2 separate regions of the Homo sapiens genome follow, and region 1 is linked to region 2. Evidence: read pairs that join two places in POLR2A ChIA-PET (ENCODE). Cell type or tissue: Caco-2. All regions are shown on one strand.

The links. Peaks named below come from ENCODE experiments on the same cell type or tissue, not always from the same donor. Only the 100,000 strongest peaks of a DNase experiment are listed, where the experiment ranks them.
Region 1: POLR2A ChIA-PET joins it to region 2 with 12 read pairs; 2 of 35 experiments call an interaction of 5 or more read pairs at or near these places.

The regions. Positions count from the first base shown.
Region 1 is chr10:72,004,548-72,012,547 of GRCh38, forward strand. It overlaps CHST3 (carbohydrate sulfotransferase 3), which reads left to right. Exons shown (of 3, transcript NM_004273.5): 2 at 1,189-1,435; 3 at 2,625-8,000. The coding sequence starts at 1,296. The coding sequence ends at 3,924. Among named protein-coding and RNA genes, the nearest start is that of CHST3, 44 kb to the left of the region's middle. In Caco-2, no CTCF peak of the experiment used is centred here; a DNase peak (open chromatin) is centred at 4,224.
Region 2 is chr10:72,104,934-72,112,933 of GRCh38, forward strand. All of the region lies in intron 9 of ASCC1 (activating signal cointegrator 1 complex subunit 1), which reads right to left. Among named protein-coding and RNA genes, the nearest start is that of SPOCK2, 20 kb to the left of the region's middle. In Caco-2, no CTCF peak of the experiment used is centred here; no DNase peak of the experiment used is centred here.

The DNA.
Region 1 (8,000 bases), 100 kb before region 2:
TGGTAAAATGTGTAACAAGGCACAGTGTTACATAGCAAACATAAGCCTCACTCCACCTTCTCTCTCCACCTACCTGTCCACCTTCTAGATGCAGCCATTGTTACCAGGCCTTGCGTTTTCCTGCAGCCAGAGTCCATTTGTATCCCGCATCTATATTTTCTTCCCGGCATTTGTTTCTGAATGGGAGCTTGCTACATCGGAGTCTCTCCACCTTGGATGATTTGTCACCCCCCACCTTCCCACCCCAGGAGACACTTAGCAATGTCTGGAGATATTTGATGGTTACAGATGAGCAGTGGGGGCCAGGCGTGGTGGCTCGTGCCTATAATCCCAGCACTTTGGGAGGCCGAGGCAGGTGGATTGCTTGCACTCAGGAGTTCAAGACCAGGCTGGGCAACATGGCAAGACCCCATCTCTACAAAAAATTTTAAAAATTAGCTGGGTGTGGTGGTGTGCACTTGTGGTGACTAAGGGGGCTGAGGTGGGAGGATCAATTGAGCCTGGGAGGTTGAGGCTGCAGTAAACTATGATCGTGCCACTGCACTCCAGCCTGGGCAACATAGTGAGACCCTGTCTCAAAAACAAACAAACAATTATTGGCAATTAGTGGGTAGAGGCCAAGACTGCTGTCAAACATTCTATAATTCACAGGACAGTCCCCACTTACCTGGTGGAAAATGTCAACAGTGCTGAGGTTGGGAAGCCCCGTCCTGCATAAGCACAGGGTCTGCACCTTTGTGTGTGTGTGTGTGTCTGTGTGTGTGTGTGTGTGTGTTCTCATGTATTTTCTGGATCATTCACATTTATACATCCACCTCATTATTCTTTGTGGCCACATAAAAATCCATTACCTGGATGCTCCACCATTTTCATTTAGGTGTTTGCACTCTTTTTGCTATTATAAACATTTATGCTACAAAGGTTATTCTTTTCCGTGCACAGGCCTTTGATGTGTGAGGTCAAGGGAGAAACTGATGGAGGTGGGATGGATGAACCCGATGGTTCATTAGCATTTTAAATGACCTATTAAAGAGACCTTCAGTGTCTCTGGGGCACAGTCTGTCTGGAGAGTGGGTCTGGGGTCCTGGCTGCTAACCAGGGCCGAGATCCTCAAAAGTCTGGTGGAGAGACATCCTCTGCATTCCTCGTGTACAGACAAGGGTGTTCTGACCACCTGTCTCTCCGCAGGACAAGGGTGTCCCCCACCTGAAGACGGCAAGCTGGGTCCTGAGTGATGCCCCTCAGCTGAGTGTCCAAGGCTGGCCCGAGGAGCCCCCACGGCCCCACCTTTCCCCATGGAGAAAGGACTCACTTTGCCCCAGGACTGCCGGGACTTTGTGCACAGCCTGAAGATGAGAAGCAAATACGCCCTTTTCTTGGTTTTTGTGGTGATAGTTTTTGTCTTCATCGAAAAGGAAAATAAAATCATATCAAGGTGAGGGTTGCAAGCCCAAGTCTTCATCTTCCTTTCAAGGTGGGGTGGGTGGGGACAGGGAGGTAACTGCAGGGCTCTCTGTGGACCTGCAAATGCATTCCTTCAACGAGCCATCCCCAGGCCCCTTCTATGTCCCAGGCAGTGGCTCCTGCACACGTCCTCATGACTGCACAGGGGTGAGACTTGGGCTCTGGACTCAAACAGCCTGGGTTGGAGCCCCCCCATGTTGGCCCTCTACAGCTGTGAAAGGTTAGACAAGATACTTAACATTTCTGAGTCTTCGGTTCCTCTTTTGTAAAACATGGCTAATAATGGGACCAGCATTGTTGTAAAGATTAAATGAGAAAATGTAAAAGCATTTAGCCCACTGCCTGGCACATAGTTGGTGTCCAGTATTTGCTGGCTGTGACTATTACTGTTAATTTACCTCCTGGCCTTGCATTAGCAGCACATCCCCTATAGAAGTCTTGATGTCACTGAGCCCATGGAAAGGCAAGGTCCTAGTATGGATACTCTGATGGGCAAGGCTGCCAATGTGCAGCTGCCAAGTTGTGTACTGCTCAACTCCAGGGGCATGTCCCTCAAATAGGCTAATCTGGGAACGCCCCTTTACCCCTTTGAATTGGCAGCATACAGCTATGTGCAGTGGGCCTGTTAGATGTAGAAAGATTTCTTAGCCTGTTCTCCTCCCAGGCACAAGCCCTGCAAGAAAGCATTAGCTAAGATGGGTGGGTCAGGGATTGGGCAATATAGTGGACACCGTCAATCCCCCCCCTTGGGTCACTGAGCAAGGACCGTTCTAGCTTGTGCCTATTGGGTTCTACTGCAAGCCCCTACAGCTCTGCACCTGAGAGCTTTCTCTCCACTGGCACACTGGCAAGCCGGAAGTACTAGGGAGTAACTGTCCCCCCCAGATCCCCATCAGACTAAGCCTCCGATGCCCACACCTGCTCCTAGCAGCACATCCATCATGCACCTCTTTCCTCCCCTGCCTCACTTCCCCATCCAGTACTTCCTGTGATCATGTCCCAAATAAACTTACTTAAACACAAATCCTTGCCTCAACGTCTGCTTTTGGGGAAACCCAACTGAGACAGGTTTTGGTGATCTGCTTGGAGGACTGCTTAGGGTTGCCCAGGAGACGGGGTCCCCAGTCAGCCACTGACCCTGATCTTCTTTGTCCTCACAGGGTCTCAGACAAGCTGAAGCAGATTCCCCAAGCTCTAGCAGATGCCAACAGCACCGACCCAGCCCTGATCTTAGCTGAGAACGCATCTCTCTTGTCCCTGAGCGAGCTCGATTCAGCCTTCTCCCAGCTTCAGAGCCGTCTCCGCAACCTCAGCTTGCAGCTGGGCGTGGAGCCAGCCATGGAGGCCGCAGGGGAGGAAGAGGAAGAGCAGAGAAAGGAGGAGGAGCCGCCCAGACCGGCCGTGGCGGGGCCCCGGCGCCACGTGCTGCTCATGGCCACCACGCGCACCGGCTCCTCGTTCGTGGGCGAGTTCTTCAACCAGCAGGGCAACATCTTCTACCTCTTCGAGCCGCTGTGGCACATCGAGCGCACAGTGTCCTTCGAGCCGGGGGGCGCCAACGCCGCGGGCTCGGCCCTGGTGTACCGCGACGTGCTCAAGCAGCTCTTCCTGTGCGACCTGTACGTGCTGGAGCACTTCATCACGCCGCTGCCCGAGGACCACCTGACTCAGTTCATGTTCCGCCGGGGCTCCAGCCGCTCCCTGTGCGAGGACCCCGTCTGTACGCCCTTCGTCAAGAAGGTCTTCGAGAAGTACCACTGCAAGAACCGCCGCTGCGGCCCCCTCAACGTGACGCTGGCCGCAGAGGCCTGCCGCCGCAAGGAGCACATGGCCCTCAAGGCGGTGCGCATCCGGCAGCTGGAGTTCCTGCAGCCGCTGGCCGAGGACCCCCGCCTGGACCTGCGCGTCATCCAGCTGGTGCGCGACCCCCGGGCCGTGCTGGCCTCGCGCATGGTGGCCTTCGCCGGCAAGTATAAGACCTGGAAGAAGTGGCTGGACGACGAGGGCCAGGACGGCCTGAGGGAAGAGGAGGTGCAGCGGCTGCGGGGCAACTGCGAGAGCATCCGCCTGTCCGCGGAGCTGGGGCTGCGGCAGCCCGCCTGGCTGCGGGGCCGCTACATGCTGGTGCGCTACGAGGACGTGGCACGCGGGCCGCTGCAGAAGGCCCGCGAGATGTACCGCTTCGCCGGCATCCCCCTGACCCCGCAGGTGGAAGACTGGATCCAAAAGAACACGCAGGCGGCCCACGACGGCAGCGGCATCTACTCCACGCAGAAGAACTCCTCGGAGCAGTTCGAGAAGTGGCGCTTCAGCATGCCCTTCAAGCTGGCCCAGGTGGTGCAGGCCGCCTGCGGCCCTGCCATGCGCCTCTTCGGCTACAAACTGGCGCGGGACGCCGCCGCCCTCACCAACCGCTCAGTCAGCCTGCTGGAGGAGAGGGGCACCTTCTGGGTCACGTAGGGGGGCCGGGGCCCCGTATGCCCCTCCTCGTGAAAGGCCTGCCCCGTCTTTCTGCCGCAGCCCTCGCAGAGGGCGGGTGCACAGCGCCATGAGCGGGCAGCGCCTCCTGTAGCAGTAGGGCCCCCAGCCAGCGCTCCAGCCAAAGCGGCGGCCCCAGGGTTAATTGCGGAGAACAGGACAGTGCCCGGTCCCCTTGAGGGCCATCACACCCAGACCCAACGGGTTGCAGCCTCCTGAGCAGGCCTAGGCAGGCCCGGGCCTGTTGGCAAGCTTCGATCTCACACACACAGAAACATACATTCGTGCCTGGAGACCCTGCAGGCCAGAGTCCAAATATTTAACAATCAGAAGGGGCAAGGCTCTGACCAGTGACAGTCAGACCTCCTGCTTTATTTGGTGTTAACCGTTTCTTGTCTGGATGGTGAAGTCTGGAATCTGGGTGGGTCCTTGGAGGAGGGGCTAGGACAGCCGTGGGTGTCAAAGGTGGCATTTGAGGCTCGTTTGAGGTGACAGTGGCTGTTTACCAACTAGTACAGAGCGATTCAGCGTTTTCATGAATGGGTTGGCTGTGCTGGTTACTGATGAATATGGGCCCCTTATAGAGCTGCAAAACACACACATGCGTATAGACATACATACATGTACACCATACATAGACAAGCATCATAAAGGCACAAGTGCACACACATCTATGCAGACAAGCTTCCTCGCTGCTTATGCCCACAGGGTTTTTCTGTATGACACACCTCAGAGGAGCCTGTGCTTAACATTTGTAGGATTATTTCGAGGGCAGGGCAGGGGAAAGAAACGCGTTAAAGGGCCATGACATGACACAGTTCCCTGGCCGGGTTTGGACTGAACAGTGGATTCAGAACTGCAGCGTTCAAAGCCCCTGCCCGCCTTAGATTCTCATGGCTACCTCCTCTGACCCATCCACATCCTTGCGGCTGGCAGGCAGGATGTTTTGAAATGGTGCAGCCAAAGGCCCCGTCTAGCTTGGCTGGCTCCCGAACATGTCCATATTTGAAGGCTGCCTCAGGCCTGGCAGGCAGAAGCAGCTGTGGTCCCTGGAGGCAAAAGGCAGCTCACGGGGCCTTCCATTTCCAGCCAGGCCTCATCTGGGGTAGGGCCAAGAGGAAAGTACAGAGTGCCCGTGGGGGAGAAGTCCCACCAGGATGCCCCCCCTCCCCTGAGAAGCCCGCCTTCTCCCTCGTGGACAGGAGTCAGCCAGTTGGTTGCTGTGGTTACAGCCAGTGCCTGGAATTCCTCCTTAGGGCCCTGGGAAGAGTATTGCTTAACGCAGGATGTGCTGGGTGTTTTGTTTCGGGCTTTTATTTATGGCTTGGTGTCTTTCTTGTTTCATGGCTGTGTTTTTGCTTTTGTTTCTGTAGGAGCGCCTCTTCCAAGCAGTGGAGGCCTGAGGGCTTGAGGGAGGCTGGGGAAAACCAGCAGGGAGCACTTGGCTCCTGGCAGAGGGAGAGGACAGGAGGAGGAGCCTTCCCCAGGAGGAACGAGGAGAGGTGGCCACGTGGCAGGCCACAGTGCCCTATGGGCTTTTCTGTTTGAACCCCATGTGGGATGAATCTCAAAGCCACCAGCGTTCTTGCCTAGTGTCCAGAGCAGCAGAGATTTGCAGCCCTCGCCCCTCCCTGAGAAGAAGCTGGATTTGAAAATCCCTCACAGGCCCTAACATGTTTCCTGGGTGGGCAGGGGCCTCATGACAAGCGACAAGTGTACCCAGAGTAGAAGGCCTTCCCCACTCCCACCTCAAACCCAGGAGCAGAACTCAGTATCCAGAGCTTACAAGGAGCTGCAAGGGTTTGCCGAGGGCTGCCCAGCTCTGCTTCTGGTTTCCTGGACAATTTCTCTGTCAGATACGGCCCATTGTAAACCCAGAGGGCTGCATTTTGGGTTGAGTAATATGGACACCATGGAAGTACAGGATCTGAGTCCAACATTGCCATGGGGGAGGGAAGAGTGTGTCCTGGCAGGAAGCCACCATTGGAGAAGGTGAGGCCAGTAACCATCTCATGGGATTCGCTATAATCAGCCTATTTGAGCTGCTGGGTCTCTGTCACTGTGGACTCCAGTCATTCAAGGAGGTCTCCACTCTTGGGTTTTTTTTATTTTCTTTTCTTTTGCTATTTTGCCTGAACACCCCAACACTCTTGGTTTTAGAGTCCAAGAGTAAGTTGTGCAGAGACATGGTTCTAATTTGGAGTTCAAAGGAACACCAGCTCTGAAAACATGACCGTGGGGCCAGGATGTTTCTGGCAGGCCCAGAAGTGCTGGCCGTTCTTCCCCAGCCTCCCCACTGCTCCCTCCTCTGTTCCCCATGTGGAGGTCGGAGGGGCTGGGACTGGGGAGGGGGCAGCCACCTCCATCCAAGGCTCTTCCTAGGGGCCCTGCTAATGTGGACAGTAGACTTTATCCCTCCTTCTTACTCTGGGCCAAGACCTCCCACTCCGCCCTCTGAGGATGGTACCAAGAATGGGCCTTTGGGACTTCTCAGGACATTGACAATGTGCACACTGCAGGTTGACTTAATTTATTTATTTTTTGAAAAGAAGAGACAGAAAATACCTTATTATCTGCAGGGACTCAAAGCTGTACCCAAATCAAGAAAGACAAAATAACAATAGAAACCATTCACACACTCCGTTCATGCATGGACACCAGAAGACGATTCAGAACACAAGAGGAGAATGAGCTGGAGCGCCAGCACCACGATGGCCCCAGGACGTTGTTTAAGATCTGAGATCCCTTGGTTTCTCTCTTGTTGATCTGAGATGCTACATCAGGGCCCTTGCTGCTGTATTACCTCTGCCCGGGTGTTTGAGACAGGTCACAAGCGCGTGGATGTTTCCTGGAAGTGTATTCCCCTGGGGCTCAGCGATGCTCTGGGAACCCTTGGGGTTTGGGGAAGGACAGTGTGGTGTGACTATTGGCTTGAAACGTTATGGATATGGTTGGAGTCACCCATGTGGATATGATTTTCAGCTTGGAGCTGGGATGGAGAAGATGGAAGCACTGGTGGCCGGGCCTCTTTTTCCAGCGAGGCCAGCCCTGGCTTCTCCTCTGTTCCAGCTTGTCTGCCAGAAGCCTTCCCCTGCAAGGTGCCCACCTGCCCGGAGACAGAGGGAGCAGCTGAGGCCTCTCTCCACTGGCCGCCAGCCTCCCTAGCACAAGGGGACCATTCAGCAATGAGTGTTTACTCATGTTCTTTCTTGTTGATGAGTTCTGCGGCCCAGCATATAGAAATGGCTCAGAACGTTCCAGGCCTTGGTGAGACACAGCAGCGTCCAATGCTCACAGGCTGTCCCCACTCTGCCTGTTCCCATCTTCCCCTCGGGACCTGTTTATAAATTGAGGAATGGATGAGGGCCCTGGAGGGTCCTTGGGAGTAGTTAGTGGAGGGCAGGATTCTCAGGTCCCCATAGAGAGGGAAAGAGAAGACCAGATGTGCATAGAAGCCAGTCTCTGTCACATACACCGCAGGTGGTCACCGAGTTATTTTCCAAAAGCTGAGGAACATAAAGCAAATTTAGGCTTTTGTCCTTCTGCAATACATGCACTTGAAAATAAACAGAAAAGAGATGTTTAATAACAAGTTTACTTCCGGTCTGCTAGCACCCTCAGCCTGGGAGCTACTGCCAGAGGCTGGCGTAGTGGGGCAGCTGCTGACCAAACCCCACAGAACAGAGGGCACCAGGCATCACACGACATCTTTCCCTCCCATCTCTGCCATCTGTCTGTCTGGCAATGGAAGGAGCTTCAGCAGGAGGTCCTTCCCAGAAGGTTGATTCTTGGCCTGGGTGGTAGAGGAGATATCCTGACCCTAAAGTCTTCCAGCCCCGGGTCATCCTCTCCTATACTAGGGCCTATTGACCGTAGAGGCCAGGTGCGGTGGCTCATACCTGTAATCCCAGCAGTTGGGGAGGCCAAGGTGGGAGGATTGCTTGAGCCCAAGAGTTGGAGACCAGCCTGGGCAACATGGTGAGACCAATTGACTGTAGGGCTTGTCCCTTGCTAAGACAGGAGCAGAAGACTGGATGGCTGTGTCCTCAAGGCAGTCC
Region 2 (8,000 bases):
AGATGGCTTGACTTCCGGGAAGAGCCAGCCAGAAACAGGCAGACTTTGGGGTAAGATTACTTGCCCATCCCGTCCCTTCTCCAGCTCCCATGTCTGCTGAGAGCCATTTCCATCACTTAATAAAATTCTCTGCCTTCAACATCCTTCAAGTGTCTGGGCAACCTCATTCTTCTTGGATGCCAGACAAGAGTTCAGGACCCATTGGGTGCGGGTACCCAGAAAAGGCTGTCACACTGGCCCTTTGCCCTCAGTGGCAGAGGGCAGCCACCCCACATGACGAGGCAAGGGTACCACTGAGCTGATCACACGCTGCTGTCCACAGACAGCGGGACAAAGAGAACATTCTAACATGCCCTCTGGGGCTTTGGGGATCGCTGGCACCCTCACCTAGACACTGCCACGGGGCCCACACAGAGCCTGCTTCTGCCAGCACCCAAAATGGCCAGCCAGATCCCATACTCACTTGCTCACGTGCTCCCTCCCACAAGGGGTTGAGCACAGAGAGCCAAATAAATGGGGCACCCCCGTCACAAGTCTGACGAAGAGGTCAAGAAAAATCCTGCATCAATAATATCTTTAGAAAATTAAACAAACTTTTCCTATCACCAAGTAAAGAGAGAAATGTAGACCTTTGATGAAAGGTTTTTGGTCAAAATCAAGGTTTTCCCTGACAAACAATGGCAAGATAAAATCCAACCATCCTGCTGTCCCCTGCTCACATGATCTGTGAAGCCTACCATTTTCAGTTTGTACATGTTTCTTTCCTAGGGAGAACACAAAGGGAATTATTGATTTCTGGTAATGTTGTGGTATACACTGAAAGAAAACAAATAGCAAGATTTAAGGGCTCACTGTGGTTATTTTTCCTTGCATTCGTTTCAAAGCTTCTACTCCTTCCCCATTGCCCTGTGACACAGCCATCAAAGACCAGAAATAACTCCAAATGCAACAAGGCTGCCAAAATGAAACTGGCAATCTCAAACAGAGGTGGGGAGGAGGGTGGAGAGGGGCCTTTTCTTATATCTGTGACCTCGGGCTATAGAACCGAATAAATGGCCAGTCCGCAACAGCACAGTGACAATCTGCTGGGGATCCCTGCTCACTTGGCTTTCCCAAATGAGGCTCGCTCTTTTCTTCAATCTTAGACAAAGCTGTGGTTACTCTCTTCCAAGATCCCTCTTTTAAGAAAATCTACTTCTTGTGCTGGTGGCCTCGGTGAACTATTTGCTGTCTCAATACTACTTGAATAAGAAGAAATTCAGTTTTGAAGTTAAAAATGAAAATTCAAAATATTCAAGTCTTACGCTATTTATAATCATTCTTGACACACATGAGATAAACCAACCTTTAGAATATAATCTGATGCAACTGAAAGTAAGTACAGGGGGTTCAATTAATTCAAGTATTTAGAAGGATGTTCTAGGTCATATTTCTCTCTAAGAAAGGATGCTATTGTTCTCATGTATGGCAATCAGACTTTTGAAACTCAAAGCAGAGTGAATAGGAATAGCAAATGCATGCTACTTTGAGGTTTTCCCAGTGTTTTTCTTCCACAGCCTGTTTACCAACTTCTATTTCTCACAATTATCCCGTTTATAGATAAAAGTAGTAACACTATTTTGTACTTAATAATAACACTTAACCACCTACCTCCCTATGAGGGATGGTATGAACAGAAGACAGGCTGACAAGTACTTTGAGCTCTTTGGGAAGGCACTCCCAGTATGAAGCCTTGCTGTGGTTAAATAACACCTTTCATCTAAGGATCTAAAAGTGTCTTACAAAGCCCAGCTCATTAACTCCAAAAAAATTGCTATGATATAAACCAGAGCTGAGCATTATTATCCCCATTTATATAAGAAACAGGGACAAGCTAGGACCACTAATACTGTCAGAGAAATTTAAGAGTTCCTGGGATGAGGCCTAGGATACAGGCCAGTGGAAGGCCACGTCCACAAGGCAGTGTGTATGGGCCTCTCAATTCCAATAACAAATATGTACCAAAGAATGCCAAGTGGGGAAGCAGGTCCATCCTTAGGCTGTGCATATACAACCAGATAGCAAAGAATGAGGAGCAAATGATGTGAAAAGCTATCATCACAGCCCTTGGAAGATCCCAATTGCAAAACATCAAAACAAATAATGGTATATTTCAGATGCATTCCTCATAAAAGAGGCATGTAGGTACAGGACTAGTATGACTTCAGGGAGCAAACAGAAAGATACAAATACCAGACTAAAAATATAATCGATTTTGAAAAAAAAAAAATCAAGGTTCTTCGTATGTCATGTTACTAATCTCACTCAGAATTAAGATCACTTTATTGGGAGTTAAGTCATCAAAAAGAATTAAGTTCACAAATAAGTTACCCCCCCCCCAAAAAAATAAATTTTGTTTCAAAGTTATGTTTATTAAAATTCCTCAAACCTAAAAAAAAAAAATTCTGAGTTTCTGCCAAATACCGTGCATTTGTCTTCTGGGCCACCTGTGAGATTACTTCTGAGGAGACCAAATGTGGGAGGTAGGAAGAGGCAAGAAGGAAATGGAGATCCACCACATCCGGGGTCAAAAAAAACCTTCCATCTACTTTAAAAATACTCACATGGGCTGTGCCCAAGTGGATTCTTTCTAAACATCATCACAGAAGAATGTAATTGAGTCTGTTTACCCTAAGGTAAGTCATGCTCCTCTACACACAGACACACATACCTTCACCTAGGTACAAAAAAATTGATATTTCTTTTCTACTGAAGAAAGGGCACAAAAAGTTTCTTGGGCAGACTAGACGTTTTTAATGCTTTCCTATTGTGAAAATAAGTAATTCAAAATCTAAGCTGTTGGAATCTTAACATATTGTAAGGCTTAAGGGAATGTGATTATGTGAGTCACTTAAACTTGTATCTGTAACCTGGGCAGCTGTAACTGTTGTTTTTCTGATTATAGATTAGCCTTTTTCCTCACCTACACTGTTTTGTAAATGGTTGTAAATGAATAAACAGTGCCAGAGAAGATCCCTTCCCTTTTAACTGTTGATCTTCATTTTGATTAAACTTCCCTCTTACATTTCTCATACAAAGACTTAAAAGACTATCACATCATCTAGGATGGTATGTTAAATACTTTCTTTTTCTTTTTCTTTTTCTTTTTTTTTTTTTTTTTTGAAACAAGGTCTTACTCTGTCAGCCAGGCTGGAGTGCAGTGGCGTGATCACAGCTCACTGCAGCCTCCACCTCCCAGGCGCAAGAGATCCTCCCTCCTCAGTCTCCTGAGTAGCTGAGACTACAGGTGCATGCCACCATGCCTGGCTAATTTTTGCATTTTTTATAGAGACAGGGTTTTTCCATGTTGCCCAGGCTGGTCTCAAACTCCTGGGCTCAAGTGATCCTCCTACCTCCACCTCCCAAACTGCTGAGATTACAGGCGTGAGCCACCATGCCAGGTCCTACACTCCTAAGTTGGAAAGGAAGTGAAAACAAGCTGTACAGAAAAGAAAACAAACTGTAATTAACTAAATTATAGCTCATAAACCAACCTTGTATAGAAAATGTTATAATCCTACTAAATTTGTTTTCTGCCTATATAAGCAGGACCTTAACTTTTAACTTTAAGCACTGACCTCATTTCTGTGAAGTCCCTGTTTCCCAAATGGCCATTCCCAGCTTTTCACTTGAATAAACTTTTAAAAACTGAGTTCTGATCCTTTCCATTATTGCTGGTCGACATTATCAATGACTACAGACCCACTCCCTCCCCCAATTTCTCCATCTTTAAACAGGGATGATCCTTTACAAAGATGTTCTGCAGTTAAAGATAAATTATAAGATGAAATTTTGAGCTCTGATTATTATTGTCACTCACTGACTATAATCTCTAATGCATCACTGCAGGAACCAAAATGCAGAGTATCCTTAAAAGAAAAAAGGAAGAAGGTTTATCAGGTACTCTGACAGCTTACAGGCTCTACAGTCATTATCTGGTCTCATAGGGCTGTAATATTTTTAAAGACCAAAATAGGAACATCTACTTCAGAATAAAAGACAATGAGGGTGGCAGGTAGTGACTATCCTAGAGTCATCTCCAAACACAGCTTAACTCTGCCCAAGATGCCACTTTTAATCTGAAACATCAGACTGCAGTGATCAGTGGTGTGAGAGCCAATAATATTATAGTAGCTAATAATAGCCAATAAAAGAGAGGACATAATGCCCTTCCAGAAGGCCTGGGGCACCTCAGATCCAAGGAGAAAGGTCAAGGGCAGTCTGTGGGAGGAGCAATTCTTATCAACATCGTGGCCTCTATTAGGAGAGCAGCAAAAAGGCTGTTAAGTCAGTAGAACAGCTGTGATTTTTCAACCCATCAGCAGGCCACTCCTGTTTTTGTCTCCATTAAAATAGTACCAAAAGGCTTGTGTGTCCCCAGAGCCCAAGTCCCCTCTCCACTGACTGAGATGGCATTCCTTGCACAGAATGGGAACAGCAACTTCCCCTCACTCATCCTGCTCTCAAATCACCTGCCTGTCTTGCTGCAGTGAGCAAGAGGAATGCTCAAATGAGCATTAGCCTGACCTAAGGATGTGCTGGCAGAAGGCAGACAAACAGAGCCAGGGAGGGAAGGCTTGAAAACTTCCTTCAAATAATCACTCAGGGATGCACTTTGGGAATTTGGCCTGAGGCTCACTGCTGATGTAAGGATTATCAAGTTTAAGACTGCTGGTAAGGCCAAATGACCTATTAGAGGATGAATTAAAACCGCTATATACAAACAGGATGCCAGGCAGTTCTGCTGAGCACCTCAAAATTCAAAATGCCAAGGGATTTCCCCTCTCTGCAGTCTTTCAATTTTGAAAAATAGTAAGAAAATAATATGAGTAGGGGTAGGAGGTAGAGGAGAAAAGAGGCTACGCTGACCCGGCTGGAGAACCCACACCTAATCTCCGCCTAATCTCGGCACAGGCTAGGCACACTCCGCCCGTTTCCACATTACGTCACAGAATTAGCCTCAGAGATGAGAGGTGAAAGTTCAATTTGCTGCATTATTTCTTCCCAAAGAAGCCTTGCCACAGGGCATGGGTATTACTGCTTTACCTGACAAAACTGCCCCTGGGGCTGATGGCTAGCAGAGACTCTTCAAGCCTGTGACTAGCAACCCTAAGGGCAGGTGCCCTTTCAGAACTAATCTAGATGATGTTTCTGCAGATAAATTCTCTCCCTTAGAAAAATACCTCTTCTTAATGCTCTTATTTCTGGTGTGGTCATCTTCCCTCAGGTATTATTCATAATGGTCCCTCAAACAAATGCAACAGAAGATAAATGTTTGGTCTCCGTATTACACAGTAGAAAGGAAGAGCAAGTCAGCAGAAATGAATCCTTAGAGGGGAGTACACAGGGGACAGCAACAGGGACATTTCTTCCTGGCCCCCGGCTTTTGGGAGGCTGGGCACAAAGTGGCTGACTATTGTGCCAAGGCAACAGATTCAGGAGCAGCATGGAGGAAACCAGTCACCAGCCTCAGGCCATCTCCACTCCAACTTCTCCACCAACAAGGCAGCATCCAGAAGTTAAAGAGCAAATCAGGCCGGGCGCAGTGGCCCATGCCTGTAATCCTAGCACTTTGGGAGGCCGAGGTGGGTGGATCATGAGGTCAGGAGTTCGAGACCAGCCTAACCAACATGGTGAAACCCCGTCTCTACTAAAAATACAAAAATCAGCTGGGCGTGGTGGCACGTGCCTGTAATCCCAGCTACTCAGGAGGCTGAGGCAGGAGAATCGCTTGAACCCGGGAGGCGGAGGTTGCAGTGAGCTGAGATCACGCCATTGCACTCCAGTCTGGGTGATACAGCGAGACTCCGTCTCAAAAAAAGCAAATCAGATGTCTCTAGGCAACATCAGACAATGCAAAGAGTACACATGCATATAAATAACAGCTATCCAAATAATGGCTGGCCTTGGATTGGCTCCCTGGAAGAGGGGAGAGAGGCTGCCACATGTTATCAACTAAGTTATTTTCAACTAAGTTACCTCATTAGACGGGAAGACATGAAATACTGCATCCTCTGTCAGAACCAAAGGAAACATGCCTTGAGTAGCACCACTGTAACTTTATAGACTCTAACACACACTTTTCTATAATCTAATTCAGATGGCCCTCCTTCCCCTCTGCAAAGGTGTGGGCTAGATGTCAAATAAGCAAAATGCTTTGGAAGAGAGAGAGGGTTATCATCTCCGTGCATGTCACAGTCATAAGGCCACTACAATTTAAGAAATTGGTATCAGGCCAGGCGTGGTGGCTCATGCCTGTAATCCCAGCACTTTGCGGGGCCAAGGTGGGTGGATCATTTGAGCCCAGGAGTTCAAGACCAGCCTGGGCAACATGGCAAGACATCTCTACAAAAAAATACAAAAATTAGTTGGGTGTGGCAGCACACGCCTGTAGTCCCATCTACTCAGGAGGCTGAAGTGGGAGGATCACTTAAGCCTGGGAGACTGAGGCTGCAGTAAGCCAAGATGATGCCACTACACTCCAGCCTTGGGTGACAGAGCAAGACCCTATCTCAAAAAAAAAAATTCAAAGTTTTAACCTACAACTGAGAGAATAAACTCTGAATTGAATTTCTGATTATACCATTTTCTCGCTTTTAATTTGTAATAATAATGTTCACATTTGAGTATTAATTCTAAAATTGTTTCATCCCTCGGATATGGGGAAGACAGCATCTTTTTTTTTTGGAAACGGAGTCTCTCACTGTAGCCCAGGCTGGAGTGCAATGGTGCGATCTTGGCTCACTGCAAGCTCCACCTCCCGGGTTCATGCCATTCTCCTGCCTCAGCCTCCCGAGTAGCTGGGACTACAGGTGCCTGCCACCACGCCCGGCTAATTTTTTTGTATTTTTAGTAGAGACGGGGTTTCACTGTGTTAGCCAGGATGGTCTCGATCTCCTGACCTCGTGATCCTCCCGCCTCGGCCTCCCAAAGTGCTGGGATTACAGGCGTGAGCCACCACGCCAGGCCAAGCATCATTTTTTAAGAAGACATCACAGCTTCATAGCATAGTGAGCTTCACTCTTGTTTCTTTTACCTCTTTCCACCAGTGTCCTCTAACATTTGGAATAACACTTAGCCATTGTTGATACAAAGCCCCCGAAACTAAAACGGTTTTATTTGGTCTGGTCTCTAACAAAGGGCTGCTTCAAAGAGGACAGTGCCCTGTCACCATCTCTGGGTCCAGATTTATATTCTGCTACTGGTTTGTTTATACTGTAGCTAAAAACACACAATGCAGAATATATGTACAATGGAATAATATTCAGCCTTAATAAGGAATGAAATTCTGACATATGCTACAACATAGGTGAACCTTGAAAACATTATGCTGAGTGAAATAAACTGGACACAAAAGGACAAATGTACAATTCCACTTACATGAGGTACCTAGAGTAGTCAAATTCATAGAGACAGAAACTGGAGTGGTGGTTACCAAGGAGAAGGGGAAATGGGGAGTTGTTCATTAAAATGAGTTTTAATTTGGAATGATGAAAAAGTTCTGGAGATGGATAGTGATGATGGTCGCGTAACAACATGAATGTACTTAATGCCACTGAATTGTACACTTAAAAATGGTTAAAATAGCCAATCTTATGTATATTTTACCACAATTTAAAAAAACAACGGCCGGGTGCAGTGGCTCACACCTGTAAGCACATCACTTTGGGAGGCCCAGGTGGGTGGATCACTTGAGGTCAGTAGTTCAAGACCAGCCAGGCCAACATGAAACCCCATCTCTACTAAAAATACAAAAATTTGCCAGGCATGGTGGCACACGCCTGTAATCCCAACTACTCAGGAGGCTGAAGCACGAGAATCACTTGAACCCAAGTGGTGGAGGCTGCAGTGAGCCGAGATCCTCCACTGCACCCCAGCCTGGGCAACAGAGCTAGACTCTGCCTCCAAAAAAAAAAAAAAAAAAAAAAACCCCAACATACAATGGACCCAAAGTGACCCAC